Regions from separate parts of the Homo sapiens genome. Here region 2 is linked to region 1. Evidence: chromatin loops called from intact Hi-C (ENCODE). Cell type or tissue: endothelial cell of umbilical vein. All regions are shown on one strand.

The links. Peaks named below come from ENCODE experiments on the same cell type or tissue, not always from the same donor. Only the 100,000 strongest peaks of a DNase experiment are listed, where the experiment ranks them.
Region 2: it touches region 1 in a loop (2.8-fold over the local background); 1 of 110 quality-filtered maps calls a loop at or near these places.

The regions. Positions count from the first base shown.
Region 1 is chrX:100,893,885-100,897,884 of GRCh38, reverse strand. It overlaps a transcript of XKRX not described here. Among named protein-coding and RNA genes, the nearest start is that of NOX1, 22 kb to the right of the region's middle. RefSeq lists an enhancer at 1,991-2,492. In endothelial cell of umbilical vein, a CTCF peak has its summit at 2,342 (motif pointing left); no DNase peak of the experiment used is centred here.
Region 2 is chrX:101,023,222-101,027,221 of GRCh38, reverse strand. It overlaps TRMT2B (tRNA methyltransferase 2B), which reads left to right. Exons shown (of 14, transcript NM_024917.6): 8 at 3,606-3,752. Among named protein-coding and RNA genes, the nearest start is that of TRMT2B, 27 kb to the left of the region's middle. In endothelial cell of umbilical vein, no CTCF peak of the experiment used is centred here; a DNase peak (open chromatin) is centred at 1,871; H3K27ac peaks cover 962 bases.

The sequences.
Region 1 (4,000 bases):
TTTTTGACAGAATCCCAGTAATCTTTGATAGCTTCCTTGCTTTCTGCTGCAAGATGTCCTAGGCTCATCTCATACATTTACTGACCCCGACCTGGATAGCAATTTCTCCAAAGGATTCTGACTCCTTCAGTGGGAAATGGTATTGAAAGACCAAAGGCTGGGTGCTAAAGGTCTTTTTTTTTTTTTTTTTTTTTGCTGTTGAGTTGTCATTGCTTCTGGGCTTTTCGGTAGAAAGAACTAGGAAACACACACACACACACACACACACACACACACACACACACACACACATATATATATTTGTGGGATTTTTTTTTTTTTGCCCAGGCTGGAGTGCAGTAATGTGATTTCAGCTCACTGCAACCTCCACCTCCCCGGTTCAAGCGATTCTCTTGCCTCAGCCTCCCGAGTAGCCAGGACTACAGGCATATGCTACTATACCCAGCTAATTTTTGTATTTTTTGGTAGAGACAGGTTTCACTATGTTGGCCAGGCTAGTCTTGAACTCCTGACCTCATGTGGTCCACCTGCCTTGGCCTCTCAAAGTGCTGGGATTACAGGTGTGAGCCACCGCATTTGGCCGAAAAAGATATTTTTAAATGTGAAAAATATAATGAGTTTATAAAGCTATTTCCAATTCAAATTTAATGGTACAGGGTTTTACCCAATTTCTTTATCTTGTACTTGTGTCTTTTTTCTCTTACCCTGACAATCTTTGTTTCTAAGTATATTAACTTCATACTTATTTGCTTAATTCTAAACAAACCAATAATAATTTAAAAATAACAATACCAATATTACTATTAACATTAAGACTATGGAAAGCAGTTTAAGATTTCTTTGTGCTTCATTTTGTCCTTAGATCATATATCATTAGGGATGTACGGTCAAAATATTGTTTTAAAGTAATTTGAAGGTATTCTATTTGTATGATTATGCCACCAACTTGATAAACAGTGAAGTTCATTTGTTTCAGTTTGTTTTTAGTTTTTTGGGATTGATTCTTATTTTCCCTTTGAGTTAATATTATTAAAAATTTTTTCTAATAATTTTTTTACATAGGGTGTCACTCTGTCTCCCAGGCTGGAGTACAGTGGCACAATCACGGCTCACTGCAGCCTCAAACTCCCGGGCTCAAACAATCCTCCTGCCACAGTCTCCTAAAATGCTGGTATTACAGGCGTGAGCCGCTGTGCCTGGTCACTTAATTTTATTTTTAATTATGCTTCCAAAGATGAAACTAGTTAACAAGATACATCCAGAGAAATTTAGCTTCCGTTCCTATTACTTCATCCTGTTCCCTCCTTCCCCCAGTTTTGTAAGATTGTGGTTCATACTTTTAATGTTTCTTATTTAAAAATATAAGCAAATATATGTATAACCACACATGTATGTGTGTATTTCCCTTTTTGTACACAAAGATGATACATGATAAAAACTGTTCTTTACCTTGATTTTTTTCACTTCATACATCCAGAGATCATTCCATGTGAATATATGAGAATTATTTTCCTTTTTACAACTGTGTATTACTCCATTATGTGGTTATATTGGGTTTTTTCAGTCTTTTAATATTATAAATAATGCCAATAAATAGCACTGGGCATATGTCATTCTGCATTTTTTTCCAGTATGTCTTTGGAATAGATTCCAGGAAGTGAGATTGCTCTATGTATTAACAAGTTCCCCTCCAAATGGGCTATACAATTTTGCATTCCCAGCAGCAATGTGTGAGGGAATCCAGGTCTTTTTATATCTTTCCACAGAGCCAGTGTGGACCAAATTGGTAACTCTGAGTTTTATGGCCTGGGAGAGACTTCACCTCCCTCACCACTCATCCCACAGAAATACACCACAGCTCACATCCTATTATTTTTCCTATTACATACCCTGTGCTTAAAACAAATGGGTTGCCTAGCAGGAATGAGCAACCCTTTGTGGCAAGCCTTGTCTTGTTATGAGCCACTTCTCAAGTTTGCCTGGCTGCCTGTGGCTGAGGAAGGTTCTGAAACATGTTAAACAGCCCTGACAGCCTGATTGCTAATGAGTCTACATTGTCAGCTGTCTACACTAACCAAGTGATCTCGCCCATGAACCTGTGTCTGGAGGGTATACCCCAGTATACACAAGGCAGAATGGAACATCAGATGTTCATCTTTCTGCTTCTCTGAAGTGCTTGCTTTCTATTCATTATTACCAACATTGAAATAGACCCAATGGAGGCCCCGCAAGACAGACCCATCATTGTTTTTGTTGTTGATCTTTCACCTGTGGTGCTGGCCTTCACTTCCATTTGCTGCCTCTCCCTGTGTCTCCTTGGAGCTCTCGCCATCTTGTGGCAGGTCAGCAGGCTTCAGAACGGAAATGTCGACTTTACCTAAGTGTGAAGAAAATCAAATCCAAACTCCTTACCATGCTATACTGTATATGTGCAATGTATACTGTTCATAATTTGCTTCAAAATGCTTCAGTACCAGCTGTGTGATATACCTTATTTCATCTATTCTAAAATGCATATCTTTTTCACTTTTAATCACCTCTGAAATTAGGATGAATTTTACCATTAATAATATGTCATAATTTAATTAACAGCAAATTTTCTTTCTGGGTGCAGAAAAGAATGATGAGTCTTACAACCTATGACATTTTGGATTCATGAATTAATTATTTAACAAAATATTGTGTCTGTCTATGAAATGATCTTTTGAAATACCAGCCTAGGCTGGGGACAGTGGAGGTAGGAAGAAGGGGTGGATTTAGTATATACTTTGAAGTGGAGGAGAAACCGGTAATGTTTATTCATACTGATAAACAATTTTTACAATTCATTGTTAATTAGTTTTAATCCACACTCTGGGGGTGGTTAGTTAACATCCGAATTATTCTAATCAGGAATACATACTCAGGAGTGATTAGTTATTATTTGAAAGATCCTACTCAGGTGTTTACATCCCAGAAGTAATTATACCCCAGGATATTCACTTTTTCCTGTCTGAACTTGCACTAACTCAGAAATTCTTATACTTTATTTTTGCCATGGTCCCCTTTGGCCAACTGGTGAACCCATTTCAGAGTCATGCTTTTAATACCCAAAATAAAATACATAGGATTACAATCAAAACCAATTGTGTAAGCCTGTAGTTACAGCACTTTGGGAGGCTGAGGTGGCAGGATTGCTTGAGGCTAGGAGTTTGAGCCAGTCTGAAGAACATTGGAAGACCAGCCCCCCATCCCATCCCACTCCTCCCCACTGCCTCTACAAAACATTTAAAAATTAGCTGGTCATGTTGCTGTGCACCTGTGGTCCCATCTACTTGGGAGGCTGATTACTCCCCTGCCATCGCTTGAGCCCCGGGAGTGGAGGCTGCAATGAGCTATGGTTACACCACAGGCTGAAAAAAACATAAATGCATTCAAATGCAGATATCAAAATATTAAAGATGCAATTTATGACATTAACATGTGCTTCTTCACCCTCAGGTTTATTAAGGTATGATTGACAAAATTGTATATATTTATGGTGTACAGCATGATGTTTTGATATCTGTATGTATTGTGAAATGACCAAGTCAAGCTAATTTAAATATAATTATCTCACGTACTTATTATTATTATTTTGAGACAGAGTCTCGCTCTGTTGCCCAGACTGGAGTGCAGTGCCGCAATCTTGGCTCACTACAACCTCCCCCTGCCGGGTTCAAGCAATTCTCCTGCCACAGCCTCCTGAGTAGCTGGGATTACAGGCATGCGCCACCATGCTAGGCTAATTTTTGTATTTTTAATAGAGATGGGGTTTCACCATGTTGGTCAGGCTGGTCTCAAACTCCTGACCTTGTGATCCGCCTGCCTCGGCCTCCCAAAGGGCTGGGATTACAGGCATGAGCCACCGCACCCGGCCTACTTTTTAAAAAATTTTTATTTTAGATTCAAGTAGTACATGTGTATGTTTGTTACATGGGAATTAAATGTGTAATGGTGAGGACTGGGCTTCTAGTGTACA
Region 2 (4,000 bases), 130 kb before region 1:
AAGGTTTCCCTGGGAGCCAGAGGAAGAAAGTAAACAGAGAAGGAGTGGCTTATCACCTGTGCCCAATGCTTGCCGATAGGTCAAGGAAGTGAGGACTTAGAGTGGACCATTGGATTTCATAACAAGGAGGTTGGGGGTGACCTTAATGTGTACTGTTTTCGCGGAGTAGTGGTGACTTGATTCAGATGGGTGAGTAGAAGGAGAAGAATGGGAGGCAGTGAATAGGTTCAGTTCTTGTGATTAGTTTTACGACAAAGAGGAGCAGAGTTGGGGAATATAGGGTCAAGAAGATTCCTTTTTTATTCTGCTTAAAATGGGAGAGTAAAAGCAATCTGATAGTATATTGATGGGAATGATCCAGTACTGAGCGAAGGCAATGATGGTGCAGGAGAGAGAAGGGAGAATTGTTGGAAACAATGAACCTAAATAAGCTTATGCCTTTTTAATTCCTTTGTTTCATTTTAGTAGGATTTTCACTTAGTAGGATTTTTAGGTGGAATATTCTGTTATTTTAGGTGGAATATTCTGTTATTTTAACCAGAAGTTCCCTTTAATCTTAATACTTACTTAAGCATTCCCATATAAGAACAGGAGTTTCAGTTTCCATCTTACAGTGAAGAAACCAAGACCCTAGGTCATACAGTGGAGAAGCTGCATTTCATATTTACCCATTATCTTTTAGGTCAAGCTCAGTTTTTCAATTACCATCCTTCCAGAACCTATATGACTTTTTTTTTTTTTTTTTTGAGACGGAGTTTTGCTCTGTCACCCAGGCTGGAGTGCTGTGGTGTGATCTCGGCTCACTGCAACTTCTGCCTCCTGCGTTCCAGCGATTCTCCTGCTCAGCCTCCTAAGTAGCTGAGATTACAGGTGTGTGCCACCACGCCTGGCTAATTTTTGTACTTTTAGTAGAGATGGAGTTTTACCATGTTGCCCGGGCTGGTCTCAAACTCCTGACCTCAGGTGATCCACCTACCTGCCTTGGCCTCCCAGAATACTGGGATTATAGGCGAGAGACACTGCACCAGGCTTTATATGATATTTGAATCTTGCTTCCAAAAAGCATTTCTTTCTAACCAGCCAGTAAACAACAGTTGAACTAGTCAGAATTTCTTTCTTCCTTCCTCTCTTTTTTTCTTTCTTTCCTTCCTTCCTTCCTCCCTCCCTCCCTCCCTTCCTTCCTCCCTCCCTTCTGTCCTTCTCTCTCTTTCTGTCTCTCTTTCTTTCCCTCCCTCCCTTTCTTCTTCTTTCTTTCTTTCTTTTCTTTCTCTTTTGATGGAGTCTCACTCTCGCCTAGGCTGGAGTGCAGTGGCACAATCTCAGCTCACTACAACCTCCAGGTTCAAGCGATTCTTCTGCCTCAGCCTCCCAAGTAGCTGGGATTACAGGTGCCCGCCACCATGTCTGGCAAAATTTTGTATTTTTAGTAGAGACGGGGTTTTGCCATGTTGGTCAGGCTGGTCTTGAACCCCTGACCTCAAATGATCTGCCCACCTCGGCCTCTCAAAGTGCTGGAATTACAGGTGGGAGGGATCACGCCCAGTGGAACTAGGCTTTCTTTAAATCACCAACCTTAAAATTTGAAAACTATGTTGAGTAAAAATCAAGGACATCTTATATGAAATTATAGCAAAAGTGATCAAGTACAACCTTAATTGATCTTACCTCTCAGGTAGCACTGTTTTTTTGTATAATTCCCCCCTTTACTACATAATTTGTGGTTTGTTTGAGAACCCAGTGGACCCAGAACACATGCATTATGAGAACAAAAGGACCTAGTAAATCAGATGGTGTTTCCTGTTATGGCAGCAATTGGCTTTAAGGATTTTTGAGATCACAACAACTAAATCAGGATTGCATTTGACTTGTATATACCAGGAGGAAATGGAGGATCTGACTAAGCCATAATATAGTTGGTACCAGGTTATATGAAAAAATATAGAAATGATGTGCTTATATCAGGACATTAAAAGTAAGAGTGGAATCATAGCAGCTTAGTAATACATTAGGAATTCACAGAAAGGGAAGATTATTTTCCATAAATAAACTGAAGTTCTAAATAAGAATACCTTTCCTGTTCAGTCATTCATAAAATTTTTCAATAATATTTATTGAACACATATGTCAGACTAAGGAAACAACTCTAGCTCCATGGAGCTTACAGTTCAAGATATAATTGATAGCATCCTCTGTAAAGTTACAGGGCAGGGATCATGATTCTTTTTTTTTTTTCCGAGACACAGGTTGCCCAGGTTGGAGTGCAGTGGTAAGATCTCGGCTCACTGCAGCCTTGACCACCTGGGCTCAGGCGATCCTCCCACCCCACCTTCTTGAGTAGCTGGGGCTACAGGCGTGTGTCACCATGCCTGGCTAATTTTGTTGTTGTTGTTGCTGTTTTTTTGAGATAGAGTCTCACTCTGTTGCCCAGGCTGGAGTGCAGTGGTGCGATCTTGGCTCACTGCAACCCGCCTCCTGGGTTCAAGCAATTCTCCTGCCTCAGCCTCCCAAGTAGCTGAGATTACAGGTGCCTGCCCTGATGCCCGGCTAAATTTTGTATTTTTAGTAGAGACGGGGTTGCCATGTTGGCCCAGCTGGTCTCGAACTCCTGACCTCAAAGTGATCCACCCGCCTTGGCCTCCCAAAGTGCTGGGAATATAGGCTTGAGCCACTGCACCCGGCCTAATTTTTTTTATTTTTTGTAGACAGGCCATGTTGCCCAGGTGGTCTTGAACTCCTGGACATAAGCAATCCTCCCACGTTGGCCTCCCAAAGTGCTAGGATTACAGGTTTGAGCCACTGTGCCCAGTCAATCATGTTTCTTATATCACTGTATTTGTCTGCAAGGGCTGCCATTACAAAATACGGCAGACTGAGTGGCTTAACAGAAGTTTATTTCCTCCTTGTCTGGAAGCTAGCAAGTCTAAGATCAGAGTCTCCACTGATTTGGTTTCTGCTGAGACCTCCCTCCTCGGCTTGCATAGACACCTTCTTGCTGTGTCCACACATGGTCTTTTTCTTTGTGCACCCAACCTTGGTGTCTCTGTGTGTCCACATTTTCTCTTATAAGGACAGCAGGCATGGTGCGGTGGCTCACGGCTGTAATCCCAGCACTTTAGGAGGCCGAGGCAGGAGGATCACCTGAAGTCAGGAGTTTGTGACCAGCCTGGCCAACATGGTGAAACCTCGTGTCTACTAAAAATACAAAAATTAGCCAGGCTTGGTGGTGGGCATCTGTGATCCCAGCTACTCAGGAGGCTGAGGCAGGAGAATTGCTTGAACCCGGGTGGCGGAGGTTGCAGTGAGCCGAGATCATGCCACTGCACTCCAGCCTAGGTGACAGAGTGAGACTCCGTCTGAAAAATAAAAAATAAAAAAAGGACATCAGTGAGATTGGATTAAGGCCTGCCTTAACTGCCTCATTTTAAGTAAATCACCTCTTTAAAGGCCCTGTCTCAAAGTATAGACACATTTTGAGTACTGGTGGTTAAGGCTTCAACATAGGAATTTTTGGGGGACACAATGTAACACAAACAATCACCTAGCATGAGTAAACAGCTGTGAAACTTGCTAGTTTTGCTTGTGTAATAATTCGGTTCTCTTCCTAGTACTATGAAGTATTCCTTCGACAGTCTCCATTGGAGCCCTGCCTTGTATTTCATGAAGGTGGATACTGGCGTGAGCTCACAGTCCGCACCAATAGCCAAGGGCACACAATGGCTATCATCACTTTCCATCCCCAGAAATTAAGTCAGGTGAGCCTCACAAGATGTTAAGCAACCTTAACTTTTACTACTACTAACTATAACTGTAATTGGTTTTTTGGAAGTTTCAGGGCATATAGCAGAAACAGTACATCCACAGAATATTTGTGTCAATTGGGGAGAGGGGTTAGGGATGAGGAGAAGATGGCAAGGATACTATTTAACCATACTGCTCGCATAATCAAACCACAGAGACTGTGGCTAGGCTGCCAAGTTAATTACCATGTGAGAACTCCCAA